Regions from separate parts of the Mus musculus genome. Here region 1 is linked to region 2. A link is a loop called in an ENCODE intact Hi-C map of the cell type or tissue named here. Cell type or tissue: heart. All regions are shown on one strand.

Region 1 (8,000 bases), 84 kb after region 2:
CCAAACTTCTCTGGCCCAACCCATTGCAGGCAGTTTTATTGTTTTTTGTATTTGGGCTTTTCATCTCTTGTCATTTGTCCAGCAGGTTTCAAGTTACAACCAAATGATGCTTAGATTAGGTTTCCTTGTATGCATGTCTTTGGCCTATGCTTCAAAGAGCCCTGCCTTCCAGGCCCAGAGCCTCTCCAAGATTGAGTTGCATTGACTGAGCAGTGGCGACTCTGAGGAAGAAGAGTGGCACTTCTCATGCCTCGCCAATGCGTTCCTCTACCGCCTGAGGCCAGGCAGCTGTGTGGACTTCAGCTCGGTGTTCACACGCTGTTTTTTTCCTTTCCTTTTCCCTCAGACCTGAATTCAGTATTTTGGGAGAATAGGGAAGGCTCAAGAAGCAAAGTCACAGGGAAGCAAGCCACTGACAAAGCTAGCCTTTTCTTCAGAGGGAACCCTCAGGGCCCAGTTAGCACATGTGGCTGCAGAGGAAATCCTGCTCAGCCAAACGATAAGAAGGAAATGGAGTCACTTCCTCACCAGATGCTTCACTCAGGTAGAAAAAAAGCCTCCACTTCCTTGTGAGTGCCTGCTTCTGCTTCCGCTCAGAGCCAAACCTGATGTCAAAACAATCACGGCTTCCTTGTCCTCAGGGAGCACTTCCGGACTCTACCAATCGATGACTTGTGTTCTTGCTGTCATCTTTATCCCTTCTCTCACTGGCATCCTCTTGAGCCCAACAGTTTAATATCAGCAAATAGTCAATGTTGGATTTGCATGTCTCCTAAGATTCAGAAGCGCCAGGCTTCTATATGTCTGCCTGAATGTCCAGAAATAGCCTAGTTTTATGTAGCAAAGACCTCAATGGCCTGGATTGTTGTGCATTTGTAGAGAGAATCTTATAAGTATGTCTTTCCAGTGTGGGTAAGACACTACAGGTGTCCCCAATGGAGGGCAAGTTGTCAAACGCTACCCTGGATACCTGCCTCGCAGAGGTTCACAGGGAATGAAGGAGGAAGTGATATCATGCTTAGCAACCATGCAGCACAGAAGCTGACCAGAGAGTAGATGATGTGCAGTGCCCTTGTGAGCTGGCTGAGCCCCTCCTATGGGAAGGAACTGGAGGTGACTGCAAAGACCAGCAAGTTGGCCTTCACATGTTCTTTCTCTTAAAGATGCCCATTAGATTGGATTTGGAAGTCTTGCTATATAATTAAAGAAATCAGTTTCTTCCACTAATGTGTGTATGTCAAATGGCTAGTGGGTGACAGACCACCAGGGATCCAGAGAGAAATAAAATAAAAACCCGCAGCCCCAAATGCTAATGGTTGGATGAGACAGTCATGGAAATAGATGATATTTATGCCATAGGGGACAAGGAACTCCTTCAGCTTAGTGTTGAAAATGTCTTTTCTGGGTCTCTGAATGAGCAAGTGTTTGCTGAAAAGCAGAAGGAACTGAGAAACAGCGGCCTGGGCCAGAGCCTAGACACTGGACGTGAAGAATCTGATCTTAGAAAATCAGCACGGAGGTGAGGGGTTTGTAACTAGATGGCTCATTCTGGCTACAGGAAGCAACTGTTTAATGTGGAGCCCAAGGCTGGAGGCAGAGGACGTGGATTGGAAGCCACAACAGACTTATGAGAGGCAGTGATGGAGACAGAAGTTTGTGTTGGTGGCCATCAGTGTTGAGGCCATCAGCCCTCCCTCCCAGGCCTTTCCCCTGCATTGGTAACTAACTTCACCTCCAGCTCCCACCACATGAAGCCTATCTCTGCTTGAGAGCCCACTTCACCCATGTGCAATGGGTTGGAAGTGCTATGGTACTGACCCCTGTGTAACGCAGGCACAGTCTGCATGTTCTGCACACCAAGGAGCTACGGCTCAAATTCCCAGCTCACTGGTCCACACTGGTTCCTAGGTCTCTCCAGCAGGGTTAATCCCTAAAAGGATGGAGCCTTTCTTGTTGGAAGAGGAGCTTCTAACTTGGCCGTTTTCCCTACTCTTACATCCTCCTCAGTTACAGTGTCCTGGGCTCAGCTCCCAGGTAGACTGCTTACACTCAGTTTTTGGCTTTGAGTTTGTTACGGGGAAACCCAAGCTAACATGTGGCATGTGCACCATGATGGCAGGAAGAGGGAACGACTTCATGGAGGGAACAATGGTAGACTGCAACTGTGGAGGTTAAAGAGATGACTCAGTTAGCACAGTGCTAGCTCCACATGCAAGAGGGCCTGAATCATTAGCATCCACATAAAACCTAGGATGACCTCAAGTGCCTGTAATCCCAGCAGAGGAAGCAGAGACAAAGAGTTCCTGGAGCTCAATGCTTATCCAGGAAAAAATTAGGCAGAAAACAACTGAAGAAAACACCCAATGTTAACTTCTGGCTTTCACATGGTTGTGTGTGTGTGTGTGTGTGTGTGTGTGTGTGTGTGTGTGTACATACATGCACACCCTAGATGAACATACACATATAACACACACAAGAAAGCAACTGGAATAGAAGCTGACAGCTTGGATGAGAATAGAGAAATATATAATGACTTCAGAGACTTCATCACAGACGTGGTATTTAAGATGGGAACAGGAAGAAGATTGACAAAGAGGGACAGTAAGCTGGGCAGAAGCCAGACATATCTAGACCATCTTAGGAAGAGGTGCCCATGAAAGGTACAGCAAGGAAATTCTCCAGGAAGCAAGAGGAGCCCCAAAGAATGAGGAGCATGAATGATTTGAGTGGTCAAAGACCTTTGTGCAATGCTACCTGACAATCATGCTGGCAATTAGCCACATAGCAGGTGAGGCTGCCATGAGGTGGCCTCAGAGGCATAGGTGGAAATAAGCAAGATGACAGTAAAAGGAAGGTAACAAGAACCAAAGAGAGGAACTGGTGGCGTCTGGAAGGGAAAAGAAAGCAGGTAGGGTAGATCATGTGCCACCCAGACAGTGTGAGAAAATCAGAATGTCTGTATACTAGGGAAAGGGGGCAGAAGACAGGGCGAAGCTGACATAGCGCTGCAGAGTGGGGACAGCTTGTGGAGGAAGATCCCAGAAGCCACAGAAAACAATAGAATCCTCCTGGAGGGTGGGGATGAGTTCCCAGGAGCTGGATTTGCAGGCAGTTATTTGCTGCCTGACTTAAGTAACGGGACTTGAACTTGGGTCCTCTGCTAGAGCAGCATATGCCCCAACCACTGAGCCATCTCTCCAGCCCCTTTGTTGTTTTCAATACATAAAATAAGCAAATAGGACTGGAGAGATGGCTCAGCGGTTAAGAGCACTGACTGCTCTTCCAGAGGTCTTGAGTTCAAATCTCAGCAACCACATGGTGGCTCACAACCATCTGTAATGAGATCTATTGCCTTCTTCTGGTGTGTCTGAAGACAGCTACAGTGTACTTATATATAATAAAATAAGCAAATAAGCACTTCAAATGGATCTCATGCTTGAACGAATAATGACTGGATGTTCAAATAACTTCAGAGATCTCCCTTACTGGGATGTATGAGAAAGCAAGATTCTCTCTAGAAATGGCTCTTCAGAGGTTCGGTTCAGAGCTCGCAGGGTTCCCTTGCGATTTGGAATTACAGAGGACAGGGCTTTGGGGCCTTGGGCAATCTGCAGGGATTAAATGATTCACCACTGCCCTGTCCTGCAAACCAATGGACTAGTCATCAACACAGGACAAGCAGATATAGCTACTCCCACTTCCGTCTTCAGAACTAAAGCTGGCTCCCTAGGGAGCTGGAGCAAATGGGCATTACCAGAGGAGGGCACAGGCAGGTGGATCTGTGCAGAGCTACCAAAGGGCAAGATGGAGGACAGGCAACAGGACACATTGCTATCACTGTGTTTGTTCCCTTCGGGACCACACTAACAGAGGGACTGCAAGGAACATAGGCTACTCTTTACAGCTACCGATTGTGCGACCATGGGGAGGGGGGTAAATAAGGTTCAGGGTTGGATAATTTGTTTAAGGACACAAACTAAAAAAATTTCAAAGCTGAGGGGTCATGCAGATCCTTCAGCAAGTTTAGAGGTCTTTCAAGACCCTTGGGGCTTCAAATCCTCACTCACACACCCCACTCTTTCAGCCAGGAGGTATTAATCTAGCTCCTCTGACTCTCAGAAAGCTGTTTTTCTTTACAATAATGTAAATGGCCCTTGGGATGCTGTCTGAGACTGTTGGTGAGAAAGGGTGAAGGCATAAAGGGACTACCCAGCTCCAGGAAGGGAAGGGTCTGGGGGAGACATTTCTTCAGTCCCCTAGCTCTATGTACTAAGCAACCTGGAGAAAAAAACTACTCTCCCCACCCCCCAGACTTGTCTCTGCTTCTGCCACTTTCTCAGGAGGACTAGGAAGGTCACATGACCAAGGGCTTAATTTGTTTTAGATTTTGCCACAGAAAACTGATGGAATTCAAGAAACAGCCTGACCCTCTCAGTGGAAAGCTTGAGATCAAAGATGCCCTGAAAAACTAGGGTATCTTTGACTGGGCCTTTAGGGGCTCACGCACTCTTGGATATGGAAAAGATGGGAGAAGACCACTGGATGTGGCAGCTGTCTTTCTTCTACCTGTCAGGTGGTCCTCCCTCAAGCACAGGGAAGGCTACTTCTTCAGAGCTCATCAAGGTGGAACCTCATCTGTGACGAAGAGAACTGTGCATATATTTCATTTGTACCCTTTGCTGTCTTTTCTGGAACTCAATTTTAGACATCCCCCAACAATAGATACATAAAAAGAAATCATCTGCGCCCCCTCCTGGCAAAAGTTAATCTAGCCCCACCAGAGCTACCCAACGTTTGCCTAGGGCCAGCAACTCCGTCCATTGCTAATGTGGCCAACATCATTGATGTTCACCTAGGCTGCTTGTTCTTTTGTGGCCCTTGGTCTAAGGGTGTCCTGTAAAGTAGACCTTCTCAGCCTCCGTGTCATTGGTGTCTGGATCTGAGTCATCCTTCCTAGTAGAAGCTACTCATACCTTATGGGATGGTGACACTCCTGAAGCTACCCACTGAAGCCAATAACTCATTCGCCTCAAATAATGAGGACCAGATATTTTCAAACATCCCTAGGGGACAAGATGGTCCTTCATCTGAACCAGGGCCTTAAGCCATTGCCACTTTGCAAACAGTGCTTTGGGTCAGAAGGCTGTCACGAGGGGGCAAGGGCAGTTCAGGACAATCCCTCCATAATTATTGGTAATTATTGGTATTAACGGTGTTGATGCATTGGCAGTAGATTTCTGGGAACTTATTCTTTTAAAATATGAATGGATAAACACCTTATACACAAAAGAATATCTTAATATTGCTTTAATTCTGCATGAAACATAAAATGTTGTTTATAGGATCGGGTACAGGATACTATGCATTCACGAAGAAGAGCCATGTGAATAGATATTTAGCAACGTGAGCAGCTCCTTCAGTTGTGCATTTAGCCTCCCCTTTAAGACTTCTTCAGAATCCTCTGAGGCAGTTCCATATAGAAGGAATAGATTAATAAGCACACAGAGAAAGTAGGGCAAACTCAAAACAGTGTGAGGGCTGAGAAAATGGCTCGGCTGGTCAAGGACTTACTTCGCAAGCATGAAGATATGCTTTTAATTCCCTGCATTGTGTGAAAAGCTAGGTGTGGTGGCACCCAGCCAGAATCCCAGTGCCAGAGAGCACAAAGCAAAGTAAAGGGCATTGGCTCGTTTCTGGGTTCGAATCCTGGCTCTACCACTTCCTGCCCATATTCTTTAACTCCTAACAACCCCCTACTCAGTGAATCCCTACAAGTGAGCTAGATTGGCTCTCTCCATCAAAACTGCAGCCTGTAATCTGGGCAGTTATGCCTGGCTCTTCTCCCTCACAACTGCCCTGTAACTTGACTGGCAGCCCATTACAACAGGCAGGTGAGATTGCCATCTTCTAAACAGGAAGAACGAAAATGATTTTGTAAGATCGGTATGAAAAATAAGATAATGTATGTTAGGTGTCTAGTACAGTCCCTAGGATACAGCAAGCTCACAATAAAAAGGAAATGTGTGAGAGACATTGACTGAACTGTGCTTTATTGTATTTATGAATGGCTGTGCAAGCAAAAAAAAAAATTGCAAAACCGCCAATTTTCTTGTCTTTACTGACTTATCCTGAACACTTTCCTATCCATTGCCTTCCATGATATCTCTTGGGGTGAGCCCTGTTTCACAAGTGCTTTGTACAATAAGAGCTTCTAGTCCACTTTTTGTCATTGCCTCCAAAGAGTAGGTTTGCATTCCCCTCTGAGGTCTGAAGTTACCTGGCATGCAGGGGCACAGGGTACCGTGCCTCTGCCCTGCTAGTAGGGAGGCCATGATATCTCTTGGTGGCTAACAGTCTTTCTTTGTCCTTCTTTCTCTTTCCCTCTGCAGGATGCCTTTGTGGAACTATATGGCCCCAGCATGCGACCTCTGTTTGATTTCTCCTGGCTGTCTCTGAAGACCCTGCTCAGCCTGGCCCTGGTCGGGGCCTGCATCACTCTGGGTGCATACCTGGGCCACAAGTGAGGTCGACAAACCTGCCCCAAACAAATATGCAAAAGGTTCACTAAAGCAGTAGAAATTATATGCATTATCAATGATGTACCATGAAACAAAGTTGTGATCTTTTTTTAAAGCAGAACACACACACACACACACACACACACACACACACACACACACACACACACACACATTCAGGCAAATGGTCGAATCAGCTATTTACTGCCAAAGGGAAATATCATTTATTTTTTACATTATTTAGGAAAAAAAAGATTTATTTATTTAAGACAGTTCCACCGAAACTCCAGGCTTTGAAAACCGAACCAGGAATTGCCAAGAAACGTGTGGCTCCACCTGCTGGCCTGTGCCTGTGGTCATGGATCTGTTTTCAATATTGGCCAAACTGGCCCACCATCTAAAGAGCAAGTGGCACAGGACCCTGACGGCTGGGGAAGCCTGCAGTCTGGCTGCTAGAAGCTTTGAAGAAGGCTTCAATGTGATCTCTATATACTGGCCCTGGGGGCCAGGATGCTAGAAGGAGCAGGTGCCTACAAGAAAGCCTGGTCTTCCATGGACTGGAGAAGGGACTTTTGTATATGACTCACATGGTACATACCCAGTCAGAGGACAAAGGCTGGAAACTTCAGATGAACTTGGTACCCACTGAGACTTCCCTGCTGAAAGACAGTGGTGGGAAAATGCCCTTAATCATAGGAAATTATTTTTTTAAGCTACCAATTGTGCCGAGAAGCATTTTAGCAGTTTATACAATATCATCCAGTACCTTAAGCCCTGACTGTAGATAATCATATATTTTGGATACGCACACCCCCTCCTCCAATACTCACTCTGTCTGAGGAGGAAACAAAGGCTTCTGGATTCCAGGAAGTGGATGTGTGACGACTTCTTCAGCATCAGGAAGAATGGGGTCACCTAGCGCTTCAGGCAGCCACAAGTGCCTGCTTTATGGAGACCAACATCTGCAGAACCTCCCTGTGGCTCAGCAACTTGGCCTGGGCAGCCTGCCCTGAGTGTGGCCCTCACCAGCCTCCTCACCGGGTTTGGAACAGAGCAGCTGGTCTCTGAGCTCAGACTTACCCAGTAAGAAAGAGCAATATAATAGAGACTCACCAGGGTCTGCTACCCTCAGGCCCTCCAGGCTGGGCCTGTCTGGAGCAGGAGAACTGCTCTTTCTAAGACACTTGCCACTGTAGAGAGGAGAACGCAGGTAGTGCCCATCCTGCCTGAGGGCATAGTGAAGGCAGGAAGACCACCACACAGAAGAAGAAGCCCGGCGGAGCTTTAGGTGGCCACAGGTACCTGCTGGCAGTGCTGTCACATTTAAGGCAAGGCTTTAAGTTACTTTGGCCAAAAATCCTAAGGAGGCAGTGAAGCGAGGCTCACGGAGTCGATGACCCGTGTCTATGGATTTACATGTAAAACATTATCTTGTAGTTTGGTTCTATTTGAAAATCTGACAGAGAGAGAGAATAAAAAGTT
Region 2 (8,000 bases):
CCATTGCTCTACCTTGGCCCTCTACTCCTACTGATCTATTTTTGTGTGTAATCTAGTTCATTTAATCAGGGCTGCTCACAAAAGCATGGGTGAGAACTGTTCATAGGAGCATGAGTCCTTACCAGTGCCTATGCCGTGACAGGAAATGTCTCTGCCAGCAAATATTAATTGCCTGTTGAGCTCAGTGAGAGGTGGGGCTTTGGGAATCCCTCCCTACCTCATGACAGGATGGTGATGGGCCTAATCTTGAGAGGGCCGTGTACAAGTAATCACAGCTGTGTGAGTTCAAAGTTGAAATGACCTTGCCATACCTAGGAGACAACATTCCACAGCAACTTCTTCCTTCATCTCCTACCACTCCCTCTGCTCTCACGTACCCTGAATCTTGAAAGGAATGATAAAGATGTCCTATTTATGGATTAGTAGTCAACAGTTACTTATTCTCAGCACTCTGACAAGCTATGAGTCTCTAATGTTACTGCTTCCCACTGCAAAAACAATTTTCCTTAACCAAAGCTGACAGAAACTATAAGCCATACTCATAAAAGTAAACGGTTATCCCAGTGGCTCTCAACCTTCCTAATGCTGCACCCCTTTAACACACCCCCAACCACAAAATTATTTTTGGTGATACTTCATAACTGTAATTTTGCTACTGTTATGAATTGTAAATATTGGAAATGCAGGATATCTGATATGTGACTCCCAAAGTGGTTGTAACCCACAGGTTGAGAACCTCTGATTTAGAGGACAATTTGAAGGGCACATCCTCTTGTCCACAGAAAAACAACAACACAGCTTACCCACTATAGAACCATAACCTCCATAGCCAGGGACATTTGACCATTAAATAACAGATGTGACCCCCAGGCCTCCCAATCAATTGGAGAGCGATTGTCACTATCTACCAACAGGCTTGCAACTATTGTACCAGTGGGCATATCTTTCCTGGTATTATAGTACTCAGTGCTTTCACTAAGACTCACCAGTTGGTTTTTTGTAAATAAAGCTTTATTGGAACATATTATGCTCATTTGTTTATGTCTCTTTTCTCACTCTAACTGCAGTGATGAATAATTATGATAGAGACCATATGGCTTGAGACATTTTCCTATCTGGTCCTTAACTGAAAACATCCAAGGATCTCATAAAATTTACTCACTCATTCATTTTATTGGTTACCAATTCTGTTAATGACACCGGGGAGTGTAAAGATGAGTGGAGCTGTCCCTGAGGCCCAAAGACTTACAGTCTAACATAGACAAGTCAACCTCCATCTGACAAGGCAGAAGGTAGCATGTATTATCAACAAGAAACAGCTAAGTTGCTATGGTAGTTCAGAGATGGTGAGGCCCCGATGAAGAGAAGGAATCGAGCTCTGCACAGATATTACTTCCATAACTGTGGTAACTGTGGCTACCAGTAATTTCCCAATAGGAACTTCATGAGACATATAAGTCACTTCTCTCATGGAATTTTATAAATTGTGGTAGTCACAGGGTGGAAGTGAGTTCAGATATTACTTTGTGTGCAAATGTCTTTATCAGGAAGCAAGCTTCCTGTCACTATGGGGATAATCATACTTATAAAGATGTTTGAAGAGTTGAAGGAAGGCTTTTCTTGCTCAGGCTGCAGATAGAAAGAATTCCTTTTCCCTTTTTACTGACTGTTCACTCAACAAAATAAAAATAAATGCTGTAGATCTCAAAGGACTTTGAAAGAGAGCCACTCAGACATCAGTGGAAGGCTTAAAAAGAAGACTAAAATTATAGACTACTAGCCATGCAGTAGTGTGACTCTTCTGTAGAGTTCCATCATGCCTAATTGTAAATGAACTGTCAGTAAATTCTTATTGGCCTGTTGACACCCTTTAAGGGTCCAGTCACCACCTCCTACCTGAAAGGAACCCTGTCCAGATTGAGGCTGTTGTGATTAGAATGTGCCTTTTCACCTAAAACCTGTTTGAGGATGTATCTCTCTTTAGTTTTCACGTAACACAGAGTTTACCTGACGCTTTCCCTCCTTCAGTTCATTTCTTGAGACAGGAAACCTATCTCCCAAGCTGACCTCAACTCACTCTGTAGTTGAGGATGACCATGAACTCTGATCCTCCTGCCTCCGAAATTCTGGGATTGCAGGTGTATAACACCATACTCAGTTTATATAATTGATCCTGAGTATCAAGTCCAAGAGTTTGTGAATGCTAGGCAACACTCTGCCAACTGAGCTCCATCCCCAGCCTCCACCGTGTGCTTTTGGAACACTTCACTAAGTTGACATGGATATAGACAGAGCATACATTCAAATTTAGGTGGTTTATTTGGTAAAGGACTTTAGAATTTCGGGTTACTTTAAAAGTGAGATAAGTAAGATTCCTTCTGTTCTGCTTCCAGTGGGATATCAAAATTGTTGGCTAAATTCCAGCTGCTCATTCTTTATATTCATAGTACCAAAGGGACCAGAGCTAATGCAATGCAGTCTTGACTTAAGATATGACTGTGAGGTATTTACCCATGCAAAGCATAATATTTTGATAGATAAAGTGAGTGCATTAGGTGAGAAAGCTACTGAAAGAAACTATCAAATACTCAACAAGGTAACAGAAGTGTTTGAAGAAGCACCAAGCCCAAGTAGTTCAAGTTCCTCCAGAGTCAGAGACCCCCCAGCCCTTAACCATCTGACCGCACTGATGGGAACTCCCTGTCTCCTTTTACCCAGAAGCAGAGACCAGTTGGGTCCAACACTTTCCCATACTCCATACCCCGGTTGCCTGTAGAGCAGAGGCTGCCCCAGATAGGATGAAAAAGAGGAGAATGTAGCAGCCCACTTTGCATAAAAAGTATTTCAGGGCATTTACTGACAAGTAGGTATACTTACTGCATACACATGTAGGGCTGTATTATATCAAAACTGTCTAAATAAACAGAGACTCCACTGTCCCCTTCAAGCCCCACAGCGTCCTTAGGAATGTATTGCTTCCTCGGTTTCCTCTGGTGTCAGTGGCAGGAAAGGCAGAAAGCATTACCTTTTAAGAAGGGAGGGAATACTGAAAGTGCCTTATTTGCAGCCTGCTACAGCAGTAACCCTGCAGACTGGCTTCCCACTCAGCCTCCCATTACCATGCCTCCCAACCCCCTCAGGACCCTATGGGAGTTGTCCCGAGTTTCTGATTTCCAGGGATCACTTTTGAAGATCCAGCAATGCTTAGGTGATATTGAATTACTGATTATCCTCTGGTTCTGTTCCCACTGGAGGCATTCTGGTCAGCCACTCATTTGTCCCATTTAAAGCACTTGGTGGCATGAACTCACTGGGTTTCTGCCCACATCACTGCATTCCTGGGATGCCATTCACAGGCCTTAGCAAGATCATCTGACAGCTGCCTGTGAGGTCAATGAACTTTATGCATAATCAAATGCTCACAGCTAGGAGAAATCCTTTCCTGCTCCATCCCTCCCTGGGCAAAGAATACACGTTAAGCTGCCCCCTTGGTTCCTTGGTGAGGAGGTGGTGGAGTCCCCAGCTACTTTTACATGATTTAATGCTGAGCAGAGAAGGAAAGTGATTGCATCCTCTACAGGGCCCCACAGAACAGTCACCACCCACACTGTTTATTCAGACTGGGATCTTGGCCATTTGGGGTTTAAGCCAGAAGAAAGGGGGGAAAGAAACCAACCCTGGAATGAACACTTTTGAAACTCTGTTGTATTCAGGATGAAGTACGGCCAAGGATCCTTTTTAAAAATCTATTTAAAATCAATTAGCGGGATCATATTCTCATTTGGAATGGATTGTTAGCAAAAGCTAATTGTCTCTGTTCTCACCCAGGTTCTGAGCTTGGGGTAGATGCACAGACATTAGAATCAACCCTCTGTTTTGCCGGAGTCTGATGCTACTACCAAACTATGTGTGGGCAGTTGGGCAACCCTGACCTTTGACCAGCTTTCCATCTGAGAACAAGGAAAGAGGTGTGAGGAAGAGAGGCTGATGTAAACAAGCCTGCTCTACATCCCAGAGCTTCCCCGGGAAGCGACTCCCCAGGAGCTTAGCCCAAACTGAAGGCAAGAGGCAGATCACAGGCCTAGGGAGGAGTCTCTGTGAGGCACCTCCTCCATCTGTCTCTAGTCAGGACTGCAAAAAATTATCGCAGACATGGGAGATTGTATCTTAGTTTCAAAGATCTCGAGAGGAGATTCCGGGACCTCCCTTGGTTACCCACCCTGCTATTTAGCAGTTCCTCCAGCCAGAAAATTCTTTCTTATTTGCAGCCTCAAATGTGCATGTGGTACTGCTTTGGGGAGAAGCTCCTGGTCCAGACCACTCCCACAGCCAGCATGTTTACTCCTCTAATGGGATGGAGCCCATTACTGGCTTCTCCTTCAAGATGGCAGGGGCTTAGACCTCCTTCTAGAACAGTCTATAGGCAACCCAAGATGGAACAGGAGAGAGGGTAGGCTAGGGGTCTGAGGGATGGCATTGATGGAGATTAAACAGGTTAATGAACACTACTTCTGGGCATCTGTGTATTTATGGAGGACTGAAGAGCAAAGTGGCAAGTCAGAGAGTGAGACTTACATACACCCTGTGTACATGGAAGATGCTGAAGTTCCTGCTGCAGATTTTAAAAGAAAAGGAAAAGGAATTCCCCACAACAACAGAGGCTAGGATTGCACTGACTCCAGGACTCTCCCCCTAGTGTTCAATGCAGGGAGCTGGGTTGGGGATGAGGCTGCTGTGCTTGCCTGGCCTTACAAGACCCTGACCTCACTCACCAGTAAACTGAGTGCACTGTATGCTGCTGCGGATTCCTCCTCCTCCTCCTCCTCCTCCTCCTCCTCCTCCTCCTCCTCCTCTTCTTCTTCTTCTTCCTCCTCCTCTACTGATTGATTTATTCTGAAAAATGCAATCAACAATTCAAATAGCAATTTACAAATCAAACACTTGAATATAACACAACTAAAATATACTGAGGAGTAATGGTAGAAAAATATTAAAAGTCTTTGCTTTCCATAATTAAACTATTAATATTTCTATAAAAGCAGACAGTATTGAGTATACAATGTGTTCTTAGCTAGTGGTCTTGAAGCTGAGGTACTTCTAACATTGCATGGTGTTGCAGCATGCCTGCTGCTGAGAACACAGGAGTTCAGAACTGAAGCTGTGGTGTGATCAAAAGAGGAACACTGCAAAAATGCTATGATTCAGTTCCCATTTGATCTTGAATTAATATTGGGTCATAGGATGTACAGAAATCATTCACTGCTGCCAATTTTTGTGACTCTCACATTCATTTATGTGAACCTCATGGGGGTCTTAACTTAGGAAAACTGGATTCTGTAGTATACCTGTAGCCATTCCTAAAGCTGTGAATTCTCTGTGGCAGAGTTAAATATATATACGTGTGTGTGTGTGTGTGTGTGTGTGTGTGTGTGTGTGTGTGTGTGTGTCTGCTAGCATGAAGCATATGTCCATACTTTATGAATAGCTTTGCTGGTCTCTTGGCTTAAAAAGTCTAGCTGAGCATTTTACCCACAATTACATCTGGATGCTTCTATGGGGACTAAGTGACCCAATCTATACATTCTATGAATAAATTTATTGGTGTACTATATGCTTCTAATCCTAGCATTTGGAAAGTAGAGACAGGAAGACCAGAAGTTCAGGGTCACCCTCAGCTACATAGTAAATTTGAAGGTAGCCAATCACACACACACACACACACACACACACACACACACACACACACACACACCTGAAAACAAGGAAGCTCAGCAATTAAGAGTATTTGCTGCACGCATAGTTTCCAGCATCCATGTAAGATAATGTGCAACTACCTGCATATCTACTCCTAGGAGATCTGACACCTTCTCCTGTCTTTTGCAAGCACCTTGCCCATGTGACATACCCTCATAAATGCACATACAAAATAAATAAAAGTCTAAACAAAAAAAATAATAAGAGCTGAAAGAGGAGTAAGATACCCACCCCAGGCAAGATAGGGTCAGATGTCATTGTAGGGGAACGCCTGTCCTTAACTCCACTGGCTGAATGGTGTTCCTCTCTCTCCTCCTCTGACCTCTCCTTCCTCCTCAGCAGATGTGAAATAGAGATACAACCTCTCCGAAGTGAGTTACAGGCCCATTGAAAAGACATCAGATGACCGGCGCGAGCAGCTGGTTGCTTCCCTTTTTATGGGATTATGTCATTGCCTTTCCTAAGAAGGAGGTTTCTCTCCTCCACCCACCCCCACCCCACCATGCTTCCCTCAAGTGCCAGTTCCTTGTGTTAAAGGAATGACTCAGTGAGTGTTGTGGTGCTGATGGTGTGACAAGTGAGCTTTGAGCAGGGAAATGGTGACCTACAACCCATTGTGGAGGCCACAGGCCGTCTGCATCATCACTAGTCCTTTGCTAATGATGCTCATGGTGATACTGCCATGTGTCCCTCATCAGTGCAAGCAGTCTCAGACGTGCTTAACCTGTGACTTTGTCACTGTGCCAGCAGGACCCAAACTAAGATGGCTGTGGGCAATCTCTTATGGGTCCTCTGGCGCATATGCCGAAAGATGGAGGAGTGGGCCAGGTGAATATCATATACATACAACCTCTTAAACATAACCTTCAAAAATGTATACTTATAAGATGCAAAACACTACAGACAGCTGAGACCCATACACCATTAAAAATCTCTCCATCTCTCAATCTCTCTCTCTCTCTCTCTCTCTCTCTCTCTCTCTCTCTCTCTCTCTCTCTCCTTTTGGGTTTTCTATGTATCCCAGTCTGACCTAGGAGTCCAGACTGGCCTCAAACTCATGACATTCCTCCAGCTTCAACCTACCTACAGCTCGAATTACAGTTGTAATTCCACCCACCACACCAAGTTTCAACCACTGCTTATAAATGATGTGAAGAGGAACTGTAACTTTGAAAGCCTCCTCTGCTGCCACTGACAATATCATGCCCCAGTACTCCCAGAAAGAACCCATTCAGCTCTTGTGGTCATGTTATAAGTCTGATGTAGTTTTGTATTGTAAGTTATACCCCATATTATTCTGACATTAAAATGCACAGTTATATTCTTACTAGTTAGTATTTTTGCAACTTTTAATATAACTTGAAATATTATTTTTGAAACATGACCTAAATTACGTGATCTAGTTCCTTTAGCCACCATATTGTTGTGGAATGAATATTTGTATTACTCCCAAATTTATGGGCTGAGTCCTAATTCCACTGTGATGGCATTAGGAGTAGGTGGTTCTTTATGAATTGGATTTATACAGGATATTTTGGAGAGCTCACTCCTTTAACTATGTGGATGCATCATGAGGAAGGCTGAGCCACCACTGAATTTGCTAGCACCTTACTCTTGGATGCTCACTTTCTGGAACTGAGAAATAAATTGTGATTGTTTTGTAATAGCCCTCCAAACATATGTATGTCAGTCTTTTCCTGTGAGTGTACCACAGTCTGTCTGTTTCATCGTCACAGGGCTTTAGAGGGGGGTTCTGGATTTTGTTTTGTAAGTACTGACTGCTGTGAGCTTCTCTGATTGGATTTCCATGTAGGCATGCTGAGTTCTCAAAGACATAGAAGGTAATTAGAGTCTCAAATCTTCAAGTAAAGACGTCAAAACCTTTGGAGCTGCCAGAGCTTTCTCAGCTCAGCCTGTGTGAGGACCTGGCTGTGAGCATCCTCTGCAGCTCTTGACACAGTCAGGCTTTGTGATTTACTGACCTGGTAGCTCAAGAGGCATCTCACCATAGCTCCGATGTCTGGTGTTCTCTTGAGGTTACCTTTGGACCACCTTCCCCACAGTTCTCTTGTTGGGACCTCTTTTTCTTTGTAGTACCTATGTGTGGATTCATTTGGGTGTAGGGGATAATGGATTCTCTTTTGTTTTCTTATAGTTGTCTAAATGTTTGCTATACATTATGGCACTTAAGAGAATTGCCTTTAAATGCCTCATTTGGCTTTCAGCAGCTTTGTCACATAAGAGAC

What was found. Hi-C counts contacts between places; a loop is a spot of excess contacts. Peaks named below come from ENCODE experiments on the same cell type or tissue, not always from the same donor. Only the 100,000 strongest peaks of a DNase experiment are listed, where the experiment ranks them.
Region 1: a loop joins it to region 2, with 2.8 times the contacts of the local background. A loop is called at or near these places in 7 of 42 quality-filtered maps.

What each region holds. Positions count from the first base shown.
Region 1 is chr1:106,541,788-106,549,787 of GRCm38, reverse strand. Bcl2 (B cell leukemia/lymphoma 2) reads left to right here. Exons shown (of 2, transcript NM_009741.5): 2 at 6,390-8,000. The coding sequence ends at 6,524. It overlaps Mir3473f (microRNA 3473f), which reads left to right and starts at 3,157; the gene lies at 3,157-3,292. In heart, CTCF peaks have their summits at 4,759 (motif pointing left) and 6,860 (motif pointing left); DNase peaks (open chromatin) are centred at 617 and 4,787; H3K27ac peaks cover 457 bases.
Region 2 is chr1:106,625,619-106,633,618 of GRCm38, reverse strand. All of the region lies in intron 1 of Bcl2 (B cell leukemia/lymphoma 2), which reads left to right. Among named protein-coding and RNA genes, the nearest start is that of Gm37053, 15 kb to the right of the region's middle. In heart, a CTCF peak has its summit at 4,689; DNase peaks (open chromatin) are centred at 3,348, 3,598, 4,068 and 6,158; H3K27ac peaks cover 2,915 bases.